2 separate regions of the Homo sapiens genome follow, and region 2 is linked to region 1. The links are chromatin loops, found by intact Hi-C in ENCODE. Cell type or tissue: B cell. All regions are shown on one strand. Region 1 overlaps HIRA (histone cell cycle regulator). Region 2 has its middle 56 kb from the start of LINC00895.

Region 1 (8,000 bases):
CCTGGCTGCAACTAGTCAGACCAGTCCTGAGAAGGTCTCTAACAAGGCAGGCTAAGAGAAGTATGGGGATGACAGCATGCACCTCTGTGTCCAGGGGGCTGTCTGGCTGGCGTGGGAGATGTGTGTCGCTCCCAAACAAGGAGTGCGTTACAGAACAGTCTGGACACTGTCCAGCTTCTCCCGAGTGACCACCAGGCCCCTGGGTGGGCCCTGCACGAGCAGGCTGCTGCCTTCCCAGACAGAGCCCCCTAAGGCACAGCCACAGGCCCAGGGTGAGGCTGGAGCTCAGACGCAGGCAGGGGTAGCAGATGTACAGCCAGTACAGTGAGATCCTGGCCACAGTAGGCCACCCAGAGCCCTGCTTTGTGTCACTTCTATCCTGGTGAGCCAGTCACTCCAGCAGGCTCAAGGAGGTCAGTTAAGGAAGGAGCTCTGCCAACTGCCTTCCTAATGAGCCACTATTGCTACTGGCTCCAAAAAGGGAGAGGCAAGTGAGATGCTTTTGTTTACAAATGTTTACTTGGAGAGTATGAATCAGAGAACACTCTAAGCAGCACGGGCAACAAGGAGCTCTCTGCAGTGCTGTGACTGAATTCTTATTTTTTCTGAGACAGAGTCTCGGTCTGTCGCCCAGGCTGGAGTGTAGTGGCGTGATCTCGGCTCACTGCAACCTCCGCCTCCCCAGTTCAAGCGATTCTCCTACCTTAGCCTCCCGAGTAGCTGGGATTACAGGCACATGCTACCACGCCTGGCTAATTTTTGTATTTTTGGTAGAGATGGGGTTTCAATATGTTGGCCAGGCTGGTACTGTGACTGAATTCTATCTGCCCATCTCTGGTGGTCAGAGCCTGGCTCAAGCCAGCCCACTGCAAAGAAAGCCATCATTTTTGGGCTGTAACACTGGGGAACAGGTCTGCAGGCTGGGCCTGAACTGGGCAGGACTAAGCAGGAGGAGAGGTCCCACGTGGTCCAGCAGGCTTGCCCCACAGCTGCCATGTCACTGTGGGAGAGGCTGTGCCGACACCCCTTAGCCCTCAGCTGGGCAAGCCACCTGCCTTGAGGGGAGGGACAGAGAGTGGGAGCCTGTGGAAGCATCTGATACACAGGTGCCTGGGACTGGGAATTTAAATGGCTCATCTGGAGGGGGAATTTGAGGGAGGAACAGAACAAACAGTGGGGTCCCCTAGGCCTAAAAACACAAAACTCACTCAGGGCCCACGAGAATTGTGGTCTAAGACCTAAGGCCATGTGCTTTGACACAAGTAAAAGCATTTACATGGGACCTCATGGCAGATGATTAAGGGTGTAATTATGATGACTGTATCTGGTCCTGACTGGGATGCTACATCAGACAGGAACCTGAGGAGAAACATTGGTTCCCCTTCCACATTGAACACAGGTAGGGACAGGGCTCACGTACAGTTCTAGGAACCCAGGGGAAGATACTGGGTGACTAATCACTGAATCAAGGTCCCCCTCACAGTGCAGAATCTGGCATGGGCTGGGATGGGGACTTCAGGGACAGTCAGAAATCCATCCTGACCAACTTGGATGGAAATCTGGGATCCAAAAAAGGAACCAGCCCAGGTCAAGGTGAGCCAGGCACACCTCAGTGTGGAATTCGAGACTTTGGGGATCTGGCTGGACAAGGGAATCAGGCCATCAGGTTCAAAGCTTGGCCTGGGTAACCCTCAAGGGCTCAGTTTCCCCATCTGTAACACGGGGATACTGATGCTGACCTTGCTGGGTGCTGCAGGGACTGAGATGACAAGCACATATGCTTGGCCTGGAGTGAAGCCTGGTGTGAGTCTCTGTGGGAGCTGGTGCTCCCAGGGTCATGCACCTCCCCTAGACAGGCCCAGGCCCAGAATGATGGCATGTGTGCCTGTGTCACCTGGGCCGGCTAAGGACCTGCCCACCCTTACCAGCTGCCCGCAGCAGTGAGGATCCGGCTGGTGAGTACCGTCTCCCACTCCTTCCCTTCCCGGTTGCACTTCAGGCGGCTCAGCTTCACGCCCCCCACCACTGTCACTTCATTCTCCACCTCAATGTACATGGAAGGATCGGAGCTGACCTGGATGAAGTAAACACACGGGTCTGCTCAGACAAGGGCCGCAGCCCAGGTGACATGCTCCAAGGCTCTGTAGCCTGGGGCCCCAAGGCAGCAGCAGGATACAGAGGCAGACTGGCTGGCCAAGAGAGGAGAGGGAGGGCAGGTAGGGCAAAGGGGCTGAGCGGGAGGCCCAGAGGGCCAGACATGTGGCCCCCAAGGCAGGGAGAATGCTGGGAGCTGGTTTCTACCCTGTCATTTGTGTAGTTGAACAGCCAGAGAAGAGAAGCAGTGCCAGGGTTAAAGACCCCAAAGTCTCCCAACCCTGCCACTTCATCTCACAAGGGAGTAACGTGCCCAAAAGCACACTGCAAAGGACCGAGCTGGGAGTGAGACTTGGGTTTCTAGCCTCCTACTTGAAGAATCTTCAAAGATGGCAGTGTTTGGCAAGATTAGAGACCATGTCAGTGCTTGGAGGGAATGTTTAGAAAACCCCCAAAGGGGCTCTCCAGTTCCTGTGGTGGTGAGACTTGGTCTGCTCAACTGAGACTAAACTGGCAGGGGTGTTTATGGCACAGCATGTATGAAAAGCACCTAATTCAGTGTCTGGCACCAAATGGGCTCAGCCACACGCGTGTGTGGGGAGCTGACCAACAGATTTTCCCTGTGGTAAAATAGGCAGAACCACCAAACAGTCTGTGCTTGTGTGGCCACTCAAGTGGGTGAGCTGGGCCGAGGGCTGACTGCCCCCTTCACAGACCCAGAAATGACAGTCCCAAGCAGTGCTTGGAGGGCAAGATGCCTAGGGGAAGGGCTGGAGGAGTTTGGGAGAGTTCTGTGCTGAGAAGCAGGGCACCCAGGAGGGAACCTAAGTCAGAACACCTCTGAGTGCAAGAGCACGTCTGAACGCTGCTGACCACTGGAGGGCCCCTGCCTCCGTTCACACCAGCAATAAGAACAAACCCTATGGGTTCCTACCCTTTGGCTTCCCTGCTTCATTCCTCTGCACTGTGGCCCAGAAGGACCTATGGTAGGAAGGGCTGACGCCTGCTCTCTGGTGCCCTGTGAGGACCAACCTGGGCTCAGAGCAGTGTGTAGCCAGTGGGAAGTGACCCGCAAGCAGGGTCCAAGAAGGCTGCTCGAGGACACGCACCTGAGCTGAGGTACAAGGGTATGCAGAGAGGCAGCAGTGTGTGTGACGGCACCATGGCAGGAGAGGCCTAGATACTATGCTGGGCCAAGTGACCAGGAGGGCTCTGGGTATAAAGGATTATTTACTCCAGAATTGTGTTTTGGATAACCACATGCTTACAAGCTTCCATTCCAAGAGCTCAAACAACTCTGATGATTGACTGTGCCAGACACTGAGAAGACAAAGCTAGCAGGATGGTTGGGAGATAGATTATGACCACACATTCCCACAGACACCAAGCCTGAGGCTGCCCAGGGCTGTGTGTGGAGGTGGAGGTGGCTTCCAGCCAGGACACCTGAGAGGAGTCCTGAAGAGCACCAGAACATGTGGTGGTAATGGCAGCCCCAGCAGCTGGAATCCCAAGGGCAAAGCCAGACAGAGGCTATGGGTGAGTGAGAGTGGAGGCTGGCAATTTCGCTAAGAGTTGGTGGGTACCCCGATCTGCTATGACTTCTCCCAGAAGGTGATGGAGAGCCACTGGAAACCAATCTCCAAGGAAGTGACAAGATAGGATTTGTATGCAGTAGGGGACAGAGAATGTCTGGGTGTGCCTGAGGGAGAACTGGCAGGGTCCTAGAACTTACCTGGAGGGTGAATGCTCTCTGGGGGCTTGGAATTGGCAGCTTCAGTGCAAGTGCTGGTGCAGACAGACACATGGCCTCCTTCTCTGCGGTTAGGGCAGCTGGAGACTGGAAGAGCCAGAAACGTTCCTGAGCCTTGCTCTAACACTACGGGGTAGCATTTGGTAAAGGCAGGTCACCCAGAAGTGAGGCTGAGCCTGCGACCAGAGCATTTCCACCCTGGGAGGGAGGAAGCAGAGGGGAATGCTACAAGGATCCTAACCTCATGGACAAGCCAGTTGATGCCAGGGAACCTGCTCAAGGGCCCTGGGTGAGTCAAGGGCACATCTGAGGGAGAGCGTGGCCTCCATGCTACATTCCAGGGGCTGCATGTCTAAGCCAGCTGGTTCCCAAGGTGACCCACCCAGCTGAGGCTTACCATGCACACAGGGCCTTCAAGCTCTAAGTACAGAAAGGTGGGCTAAAGAAGGCAGGATGGGCCCACTGGCCTCACCTGGACAGACAGAGACACAGGCATGAGACGAGAGTCCTTCCGAGGCCGCCCTTTCTTCTTCTTCTCTACTGTCTCTACCTCAAGCTCAAGTTTTCGCTTGGACAGTGAGGAAGCCTTAGCCAAAGGGACTTTCTCATCGCTGTCACTGCTGCTCTCCAGGAGGTCTCGGGGCCTCAGCTCTTTCACAAGGTTCTGCTCTTTTAACCTGCACAAAAACATTACATCACACTTCCCTTCAGAAACCATTCATGCAAGAAAGAGTGAAGTGAAATATTTAAAGTGCTTAAACAAACCTCTTGCCAACCTAGAATTCTGTGTCCAGTGAAATTATGCCTCAAAAGTAAAGGAGAAATAATGACTTTGTCAGACAAAAATAAACAAAGAGACACCGGAATCTGTTGCCAGAAGACCTGCCTTGCAAGAAATGTTAAAAGTCTTTCAGAGAGAAGATAAATGATGCAGGCCAGAAACTCACATCTGCATGAAGAAAGGAAGAGTGATGTTAGAGAAAAAAAACAATGAACATAAAATAGAATCTTTTGTATTTCATATTCCCAACTGATCTGAGAGACAACTTTCTGTTCAAACAAATAACAGCCACCATGTCTTGAATTACTATAGTTTATGAATGAGTGAAATAAGTGGTACCAATGTCATAGGGCATGGAAGGAAAGAGTGGGGAACTCTTTCTACTACCCATGAAGTGGTATAATATTATTTGAAAGTAGAGTTAGGTTATAAATGTTTATTGTAAACTCTAGAGCAATCACTAAAAAAAATTTTTTAAAGCATAATTAATAATGCTGAGAGGAGAGAAAATTTATTTTTATTTTATTATCATTTTTTTTTTGGAGATGGATTTTCACTCTTCTCGCCCAGCCTGGAATGCAATGGTGTGATCTTGGCTCACTGCAACATCCACCTACTGGGGTCAAGTGATTCTCCTGCCTCAGTCTCCCAAGTAGCTGGGATTACAGGTGTGTGCCACCACGCCTGGTTAATTTTTGTATTATTAGTAGAGACAGGGTTTCATCATGTTGGCCAGGCCAGTCTTGAACTCCTGACCTCAGGTGACCTACCCGCCTCAGCCTCCCAAAGTGTTGGGATTATGGTCGTGAGCCACCATGCCTGGCTGAGAAAACTGAATCATATAAAATACTCAGCTAAAACCAGAGAAGGCAGAAAAAGAAGATAAAAAGAAGTGAAGATTAAAAAAAAAGAATAAGGCCGGGCACGGTGGCTCACGCCTGTAATCCCAGCACTTTGGGAGGCTGAGGTGGGTGAATCACCTGAGGTCAGGAGATTGAGACCGTCCTGGCCAACACGGTGAAACCCTGTCTCTACTAAAATACAAAAAATTAGCCGGGTGTGGTGGCGTGTGCCTGTAGTCCCAGCTACTCGGCAGGCTGAGGCAGGGCAATTGCTTGAACCCAGGAGGCAGAGGTTGCAGGGAGTCAAGATCGTGCCACTGCACTCCAGCCTGGTGACAAAGTGAGATTCCGTCTCAAAAAAAAAAACAAAAAAAACAAAAAAAAGAAATGGGTTTATGTTTTTAAAAATTTAATTTTAACTACAAAAGACAAAGACAGATTAATAGTAGGTGGACACAGTGGCTCATGCCTGTAGTCCCAGCTACTTGGTAGGCTGAGGCAGGAGGACTGCTCGAGCCCAGAGGCTTGAGAGCAGCCTGGGCAAAATAATGAGACCCCATCTCTAAGAACAAAAAATAAGTAAATAAATAAATACAAGAAAAGGGGTGATTCTAACTATATGACAACCTGGAACAGGCAAAACCATGGAGACAATAAAAAGATCAGTGGTTTCCAGGGGTTGGGGAAAGGAAGGTAACTATATGAAGCACAGAATTTTTAAGGCATTGAAACTATTCTGGCTGGGTGTGGTGGCTCTTTCCTGTAATTCCTACACTTTGGGAGGCCAAGGTGGGCAGATCACTTGAGGTCAGGAGTTTGAGACTGGCCTGGCCAACATGGTGAGACCCCATCTCTACTAAAAATACAAAAATTAGCCACGTGTGGTGGCATACACATGTAATCCCAGCTACCTGGGAGGCTGAGGTAGGAGAATTGCTTGAACCTGGGAGGCGGAGGTTGCAGTGAGCCGAGATGCGACTGTGCCACCGCACTCCAGCCTGGGCAATAGAGCGAGACTCTGTCTCGAAAAAACCCAAAAAACTATTCTGTAAGATATATAATGATGAATATATGTCATTATACATTGGTTAAACCCGTAAAACGTACAACATCAAGAGTAGACCCAAATGTAAACTTTGGGTGACGGTGTGCCCCACTCTGGTGGGGGATGCTGAAAGTGGGGGATGCTATGGGTATGTTGGGGAGGCGGGCATGTGGGAACTCTTTGTATTTCCTGTTCAATTTAGCTGTGAACCTAAACTGCTCTAACAAATAAAGTCTATTAAAAAAAAAAAGCGAGGACTGGAGAAAGACATGCCATGATAACACTAATCAAAAAAAGGTGGTGTAGTTACGTAAGCAAAGCAGGCATCAGAGACAGTAAAGTTATCAAGGATAAAGAGGGACATTACACAGTGATAAAGATGAAGGAGTCAATTCTTCAAGAAGACAGAACAATTCTGAATAAGTACACAGGCATACCTTGTGTTATTGTGCTTTACTTCACTGTGCTTCGCAGAGACTATGTTTTTTTTACAAGTTGAAGGTTTGTGGCAACCCTGCATCAAGCAAGTCTATTGGCGCCATTTCCCCAACAGCAGGTGCTCATTTCGTGTCTCTGTGTCACATTTTGATAATTCTCACAATATTTCAAACATTTTCATTCTTATTGTATCTGTTTTGGTGATCTGCCATTAGTGATCTTTCATGTTAGTATTATAACTGTTTTGGGGCACTGTGAACCACACCCATGTAAGATGCTGAACTTAATCAATAAATGGCGTTTATGTTCTGACTGCTCCACCAACTGGTTGTTCTCCTGTCTCCCTTCCTCTCCCCAGGCCTCCCTATTATCTGAGACAAAACAATATTGAAATTAGGCCAATCGATAACCCTATAATGGCCTCTAAGTAAGTGTTAAACCAAAAGCTAAAAATGATTAAGCTTAAAGAGGAAGGCACATTGAAAGCTGAGACAGGCCAAAAGCTATACCTTTTGCACCAGTTAGCCAAGGTGTGAATGCAATGGAAAAGCTCTTAAAGGAAGTTAAAAGTGCTACTCCAGTGAACACATGTTTGAAAAGAAAGCAAAACAGCCTTATTGCTAATATGGAGAAAGTTTTAGTGCTCTGGATAGAAGATCAAACCAGCCACAACACTCCCTTAATCCACAGCCTAATCCAAAGCAAGGCTCTAACTATTTTCATTTCTATGAAGGCTGAGAGAGGTGAGGAAGCTGGAGAAGAAAGTCTGAAGCTAGCAGAGGTTGGCTCATGAAGTTTAAGGAAAGAAGCTGCCTCTATAACATAAAACGGCAAGGTGAAGCAGCAAGTGCTAATGTAGAAGTTGCAGCAAGGTATTAGAACATCTAGCTAAGATCATGGATGAAGGTGGTAACACTAAACAACAGATTGTCAGTGTAGGTAAAACAGCCTTCTATCAGAAGAAGATGTCATCTAGGACTTTCCTAGCTAGAGAAGGGAAGTCAATGCCTGGCTTCAAAGTTTCAGAAGACAGGCTGGTTATCTTATTGA
Region 2 (8,000 bases), 260 kb after region 1:
CAAAGTGCTGGGATTACAGGCATGAGCCACCATGCCCAGCCTTTTTTTCTTTTCTTTTCTTAATAGACAGGGTCTCACTTTCAGTCACTCAGGCTGGGGTGCAGAGTTTCAATCCTAGCTCACTGCAGCTTTGACCTCCTAGGCTCAGCTGATCCTCCTGCCTCAGCCTCCCAAAGTGCTGGGATGACAGGTGTGAGCCATTGTTCCCAGCTAAATAGTGCTTTTTCTTCTCTCTAACATTGAAATATAGAAAGTATGAAAAAGCCACTCATGGTCAAGCGGCATGTCCCTGCAGAGCTGTCAGCCACACTGCCTCCCAGAATCCAGGTTGGGGGTTTCCGATGCTGTCTGTTCCATGTGACCTCACAGCCTCCTGAACCAACTGATGGCCCCAAATGTTTATCCCCATTCCAGATGGCACCTGGTGGTACCTGAAAGTGACCTCTGGGCTGCGAGGTGCGTGGTAATGTCCCTGTGGCCCATCTCTAGATCGTGAAGAGGGTGATGTGAATCATAGCACACTCCAGGACATCACAGGGCCCCAGCACAATTGTGTATGCTGTGACTCCGTCACCCAACTACTTCGAGTCTTCAAAGACATTGAATTGCCATTGTTCTAATACTTATTTGCCTTTGGTTCCCACTCCTTCCTCCCCGTGGTGGGAAGAAAGTTGGGGAATGTGCACCCAGAAGATGTCGGGGCTGGATCAAGCCCCTTTTCAGTCACTGTCATTCATAGTTGAGATGTGAACTCTGCAAAGGCAGTGAGTACAGAACATTCTTGTTTCCAGTGCAAATCCACTGTGACCAGGAAGCTGTGCCTAGGTCTCTGACTCCAGCCACCCATACCTCCTCTCCCTGTACCCAGAGCCCTGGATGAAAGCATGAGTCTGGGATGCTGGGAAGAGGGCAGACAATGACAGCTCCCAGGCGCTGTGGACCAGGCAGGCTCTGTGTTGGGCTTTCCTGGCAGACGATGCTGTAGTTAGTTAATCCTCTCGAGGACATGTGAGATGAGGGTATCATTACCTTAGAGATGGAGGATCTGAGCCTCCAGCAGATAAGCAGCTGCCCCGCTGCAGAGAACTGAAAATGAAGCTAAGCTTGTTGGCTTTTCCCCACCAGCTGCCTCCCACTTCCTCCACCTGCTCTGTCTCTGCAGAAAACATCAAGAATGCAAATCCAGCCCCTTGGCCAGCTCATTTGCACACACACTCACCTCAGGGGTCTCTGGGGGTGTCTTGGATGCAGACCTCCATCCCTCACACCCTCACACCTGTCCGTCCAAGGGTCAGGCCATGCTGGAGTGCCTGGGCTGGCCTGATGGAGATGCTGCACCAGCTGAGTCATGGCGGGAAAACAGCCGGGAATCACCCAATATCTATTCCTTCCTTCCTTTCCATTTTCTTTTACAACAGCAAAATGATGCCAAGATTTTTCTGTGCTTCCCCTGTTATAGGCTGATTTATGGCCTCCCTCCCAAGTTCCTATGTTGAACTCCTAACCACCCAGTCCCAACCCCATATGGCTGTATTTGGATAGATCTTTTTCTTTCTTTCTTTTTTGAGACGGAGTCTTGCTCTGTTGACCAGGCTGGAGTGCAGTGGTGCAATCTTAGCTCACTGCAACCTCTGCCACCTGGGTTCAAGAGATTCTTGTGCCTCAGCCTCCTAAGTAGCTGGGACTACAGGTGCGCACCACCACGCCTGGCTAATTTTTTGTATTTTTAGTAGAGACGGGATTTCACCAGGCTGGTCTTGAACTCCTGACCTCAAGTGATCTACCTGCCTCGGCCTCCCAAAGTGTTGGGATTACAGGCCTGAGCCACTGCACCTGGCTGAGAGAGGGTCTTTAAACAGGTAATTCATTCAAAATGAGGTCATGAGGGTGGGCCCTACTCTTGTATGACTGGTGTCCTATAAGAAAAGGAGACTAGGGCCTAGCAAGGTGGCTCCCAACAGTTTGGGAGGCCAAAGCAGGAGGATTGCTCAAGCCCAGATGTTCGAGACCAGCCTGAGCAACATGGTGAGACCCCCATCTCTACAAAAAATTTTAAAAATTAGCCAGGCATGGTGAGGTGCACCCGTAGTCCCAGCTACTTGGGAGCCTGGGAGGCTGAGGCAAGAGGATCGCTTGAGCACTAGGAATGTGGGGCTTCGGTGAGCCATGATTGTGCCACTGCACTCCAATCTGGGCAACACAGCAAGATCCTGTCTCTAAAACTAAATAAAGAAAGAAAAAGGAGAGGAGATTAGGACACAGGTATGCCCAGAGGGATGACCCTCTGAGGGCATGGCGAGAAGACGGCCATCGACAAGCCCGGGAGAAGGTCCCCGGAAGACATAACCCTGCCCACGCCTTGATCCCAGACTTCCGGCCCGCAGAATATAAGACAATAAAGGTCTGCGGTGAGGCCACCAGCCAGTGGCACTTTGTGATGGCAGCCCCGGGAGGCCAAAACAGCTGCCTGTTCCCCACGTCCCTCTCCCAGCAGAAGCGCATGGGCTGCTCTTGAGCCCCAGCTGCAGTCCATCACTGTCAGTGCTAATGCGAAGCTCCCCTAAGACTGACTTGACAATATTGGCGAGTGGGCTTGACCCACCAGCCTGCATCCGGTGCCGGTGAATGGGCACTTACGTTCCTTATTGAAACGCTACTTGTGGCCCTCTGCTTCCCGGAGCTCCTGGCAACAGCCCAACTTTATGTTCCAAATAGGAAAAGGCTGCTTGATTTAAAGACTCGGACTTCATTAGGCGTTACCTTGATTTATGGAAAAATAATACTGAATGGTTGCATAACAATGGCCCACTGCTCACCTACGTGTGGCCTGGGGTTAATAAAACCGGCACATTTGTCTCTCCCACGATGACGTCAACGTGTACCAGCCCTTCTCTTCCACATGGGAAACGTGTTATGTTGTTCCAATTGTACATTCACTTGGTGAAGGGTTGTGTTAAGTGATTCCAAAAATTGACTGTGTATATTTTCTCTAGGGAAGTTATTGTATATTATTTTAGCTGGGAACATCTCTCGCACACAATTACTAATCAGAAGTGAAAATCAGGATTTGTCCCCGGCCCACCTGGCGGATCTGATGCAGCGCCAGGGCAGCCCGTGAAGACGGGCGCTCTTCCTCCGTGACTCTGGGCCAGGCAGAAGGAGCCTTGGAGAGGCTGCAGGAGGAAGCCCGGCTTGAGGCCATTCCTGTTTTGTCTTGCTGGAATTCAAAGATATTTGTTAATCCTTTCCCCCCACTTGAGTTGAGAAGGCCTGGAATGAGGTTTCACAAGCTGTGCCCTGTAGAGCTCCTGGGGAAACTGGCTCGAAAGAATGACTTCTCGAGAGGGAAACTAATATTTGCTTATTTTCCCCCCACTAACTTCCCAAGGGAAGGCTAATCTTTAGAAACACAGAAACTTTGGAGGCCAATAAAATTGAGAGCAAGAGAAGCGAGATTGTTTCATTGTTGCCACCATGAAGGAGAGTTTGTTTTTACTGGATTTCTTTTTCCCTTCAGGAAGGCTCTGGTAAGAGTCCTGATAGATTATTCTCGCACCCCTGGTTCTGGCTTTCCCCCCATTGTTTCAATTGCCCTTTTAATCACCACGATCTCAGTCAAGGTCAAGGCTGCTGTTTCATGTACCCGTGCCCCGCCTGCCCTCCTCTGCCGCGGATTCCCATGGGGATGTGTGTGGCTGCATGACCACCCTTCCGTGTCACCAATCACACCGAGCAGCCCTGAAGCCAGCGTGGGGTGTCGGCAGGGTGGTGGCACTCGGCATTTCCCAGCCTCTTCTTGGATGCCTGGGGTCCTCTCTGCAGGGTTTGGTGAGGCCCTGCTGGGGTGAGAGCCCTTGGCAGCCCCAACTGTGTCTGATCACAGGCGAAGCATTTATGAGGCAGCTGGGTCCCATAACAGAAACAGGGAAACCAGAGGCAGAAGTGACATTACGAAGTGGCTTACGGCGCTGCTAAGTCAGGGTTGGGGTAGCAAAGCGTCATATAGGGAACTGAAATGCTTTTCAGCGCACAATAGCAGTGAACTGGATGGGAATCTTCGGGCCGAGAGAAGTCCAGGCAGAGGCGTTAAAAAGTTTAGGCAAGGAAAAGGAGTGAAGGGCTGGACCTGGTGGGGTGGGGTCCCATTCCCAGGAGAGTCGGCCCTGCCCCAGCAGCTTCCAGCTGGAGCCTTCAAGGACCTGGAGGGGGCAGGACCAACCCCTCCACCCTCCCTGCCCTTCACCCTCAAGTTCACCTGCAGGGCTGTCTTCTTGCTTACTAAGGCCTGGGAGAGTTTAATTCCAAAGCAGAGGATGATGACTGGAGAAACGGATGCCTGGTTGAGTCACTTCTGGGGGCTCAGCATTGGAATCCCTCTGTAACCTCCCAGAAGCAGAAGTGGTGGCGTCCAAGGCTGCCCAGGCCCCTCCAGTGATGAGGAGCCCAGACCCTACAACACGCCTTTGCCCCCTGCACACCCTTCCTGCTGACAGCCCCATCCCATGCTCCTCCCCATCTGACCCGTGTGTGTGTGTGTGTGTGTGTGTGTGTGTGTGTGTGTGTGTGTGCGCCCCCCACCCCCGCAGACCTCCCGAGACAGCTCTGGCAGCCCCACCTGCCAGGGGTCAAGTGCAATTCCTCTGGAAGTAGCATCTTTCACATGGAAACGTTCCTTTATTTTCAGTAGTTATGGTCGTCAGCGAGCCCTCTTAAAGGAGTCAGGTGTCCTGCTTTTGTTAAAATGACGTTGTCTCCTAACTCTTAGAGAAGAGGAAAAATGTCTCTGCCCAGCTGGCATGCTGGGGCACAGACCACTGAAGCCAAGGCTTTGGACTCGGGGGTTCTGGAGGCTGGAGGAAGGGAGAAGGGGATGCAGCGCAGCGTGTTGTGTGTGCATAGTGCTCCAGGGACTCCAGAGGAGAAAGGAGTCCCTGGGGAAGAGACATGGGTCTGCCTCTTATCCTAAGTGCTTTCTGGTGCTCCAGGGAGAAGTGTTTCTTGTCTGAGATGTGGCAGACATTTAGAATCATTGCTCAGAACTGTCTCATCTTAAACCTTTTAACCAGAAAGTACAGAACCATTGCTCCAGGGGAAATACAAGCTTGTGAGAGCTTCTGTTTGCAACATTTCATTCACTAATCCATACATAACCTTGTTGTGTGTCTGTTTCTGTTGAAAGACACTTTAATATATATTATTGCTTCTTTAATGTATTCACCACCAGCAACACCATAACTCTTGCCTGAACGCAGCTCATCTAACACACATATTTTCCGCATACAGTTCATTGCAGCCTTTTTTTTTTTTGAGATGGAGTCTCGCTTTGTTGCCAAGCTGGAGTGTAGTGGCGGGTTCAAGCGGTTCTCCTGCCTCAGCCTCCCGAGCAGCTGGGATGACAGGTGCCTGCCACCACGCCCGGCTAATTTTTGTATTTTTAGGAGAGACAGGGTTTCACCATGTCGGCCAGGATGGTCTCAAACTCTTAACCTCATGATCCACCCGCCTCAGCCTCCCAAAGTGCTGGGATTACAGGCGTAAGCCACCACACTCGGCCTTTTTTTTTTTTTTTTAAGAGATGGGGATCTTGTTCTGTCACTCAGGTTGGAGGGCAGTGGCATGATCACAGGTCACTGCAGCCTTGACCTCCTGGGCTCAAGTGATTGCCCACCTCAGCCTCCCAAGTAGCTGGGACCACAGGCACACGCCACCACATCCGGCTCATCACAGCCTGTTTGTGCTTAGGAACACTAGACAGCCCTCAAGGTCTTTACCTATAAAGTAGAGATGTCAGAGATGTCAGAGGCACTTGAACCAGAGCAACTCCATCTTGAATAGGGGCTAGGTAAAATAAGGCTGAGACTTACTGGGCTGCATTCTCAGACAGTCTTTTTTTTTTTTTTTTTTTTTTTTTTTGAGACGGAGTCTCACTCGGTTTCCCAGGCTGGGGTGTAATGGCGTGATCTTGGCTCACTGCAACTACCACCACCCAGGTTCAAGCAATTCTCCTACCTTAGCCTCCTGAGTAGCTGGGACTACAGGTGTGCATGACCACGCCTGGCTAAGTTTTGTATTTTTAGTAGAGACGGGGTTTCGCCATGTTGGCCAGGCTGGTCTCGAACTCCTGGCCTCAGGTAATCCACCCACCGTGGCCTCCGAAAGTACTGGGATTACAGGTGTGAGCCACCACTCCTGGCCCCTCCGGTTAGGCATTCTAAGTCACAGGATGAGATAGGAGGTTGCTGCAAGATACAGGTCATAAAGACCTTGCAGATTAAAACAGGTTGCAGTAAAGAAGCAGGCTAAAAAGCCATCAAAACCAAGATGGTGATGAGAATGACCTCTGGTCATTCTCACTGCTACACTCTCAAACTGTCAACAATTTGACAATTTACAAATGCCATGGCAATGTCAGGAAGTTACTCTGTATGGTCTAAAAAAGGGAGGCATGAATAACCCACCCCTTGTTTAGCATATAATCAAGAAGAAACCATAAAAATAAGCAACCGAGGCCGGGCATGGTGGCTCACGTCTGTAATCCCACCACTTTGGGAGGCCGAGGCGGGCGGATCACAAGGTCAGGAGATCAAGACCATCCTGGCCAACATGGTGAAACCCAACTCTACTAAAATGCAGAAAAAATTAGTTGGGTATGGTGGTGCGCACCTGTAGTCCCAGCTACTCCGGAGGCTGAGGTAGGGGAATTGCTTGAACCCGGGAGGTGGAGGTTGCAGTGAGCTGAGATCGTGCCACTGCACTCCAGCCTGGCAACAGAGCGAGACTCCGTCTCAAATTAAAAAAAAACAAAAAACAAAAAAAAAAGCAACCAGCATCCCTCAGGGCTGCTCTGACCATGGAGCAGCCATTCTTTATTCCTTCACTTTCTTAATAAACTTGCTTTCACTTTACTCTATGGACTCGCCCCTAATTCTTTCTTCCTCGAGATCCAAGAACCCTCTCTTGGGATCTGAATTGGGACCACTTTCCGGGAACAGAGACAGCAGGGCAATGGCCAGAGGCCACATGAGACAGTCAGTAGTGTATGGAGGCGGCAGCAGGTGCCCAGAGGCATCCCCGGCCCACCCCCAGAGCCTGGCCTGACATCCAGGCCTCGCAGGCTTCAGGCCAGGACCCTACCAGCAACCCCCCACCCCCGAGCACCCCAGGTGTGTATGGGTGGGTGGGGCCTCCCGTCAGCCCACCCAGGGGCCTGTCACACCCCTGCTGCACACAGCCTCTGCACTCTGGACTGCATGCTGGAGCCCGTGGGCATCAGAGCCACGGGCTGGGCTTGGCAGGATGCACCTCCCAGCAACGGTGTGCTCACTTCTCCTGTCCTCCCCTGGCTCTGATGACACTGTGAGGCAGCAAACCAGGGTCCTGAAGGGACCTCTAAAGATACAGTGTGTGCAGGGACCCTGCCCAGGGTGAGAGCAGCTGGAGCTCTTGCCGTGATCATCTCAGGCTGCCCAGGTGAAGGTGTTTCCCCAACAGCCCTGGCCACAGAGGAGGCCAGGCCTCTTCCCTGCCCACCAGTCTCATGGCCCTCCAGCCTTCCCTCCCGCCACCTGGGCCAGGGCCAAGAGTCTTGGAGGGAGGTTCTTATTGCTACCAGGTGACCCCTGCTCCTGGCTGGCATGGAGCAAAGTCACCCTTGCTATCAATTTAACACAGATGAAAGATCATGCTTGTTCCCATTCCCACCACCTGGACATCCTCCTCTCCTGGACCCTACAGCCTGCGTGGGGGGTGCATTTGCAGGAATGGACCTTGCCTCCCTGGAGTACCTCTTGGCTTACAGCCCCATCCTCCCTGGGGTCTGCTATCCTACTGACCTGAGCGTGCACACTGCTGATCTCCTGACCCACTGTTTAGGAAAATCACTCCTTTCCAAGCCTCCTGTTTCCTTGCAAATGCTCTAGAGCAGGGGTCCCCAACCCCTGGGGTCACAGGAATGGGCCACACAGTAGGAGGTAAGGCGCAGGCAAGCAAATGAAGCTTCA

Evidence for each region. Peaks named below come from ENCODE experiments on the same cell type or tissue, not always from the same donor. Only the 100,000 strongest peaks of a DNase experiment are listed, where the experiment ranks them.
Region 2: a loop joins it to region 1, with 6 times the contacts of the local background. A loop is called at or near these places in 2 of 110 quality-filtered maps.

What each region holds. Positions count from the first base shown.
Region 1 is chr22:19,357,411-19,365,410 of GRCh38, forward strand. HIRA (histone cell cycle regulator) reads right to left here. Exons shown (of 25, transcript NM_003325.4): 16 at 4,317-4,521; 17 at 3,827-3,931; 18 at 1,926-2,074. Among named protein-coding and RNA genes, the nearest start is that of CLTCL1, 70 kb to the left of the region's middle. In B cell, no CTCF peak of the experiment used is centred here; DNase peaks (open chromatin) are centred at 2,581 and 4,481; H3K4me3 peaks cover 2,249 bases; H3K27ac peaks cover 6,438 bases.
Region 2 is chr22:19,618,386-19,626,385 of GRCh38, forward strand. No RefSeq gene overlaps it. Among named protein-coding and RNA genes, the nearest start is that of LINC00895, 56 kb to the left of the region's middle. RefSeq lists a silencer at 1,301-1,595 and an enhancer at 1,946-2,707. In B cell, no CTCF peak of the experiment used is centred here; DNase peaks (open chromatin) are centred at 1,096, 3,786 and 3,836; H3K4me3 peaks cover 878 bases; H3K27ac peaks cover 534 bases; H3K27me3 peaks cover 2,137 bases.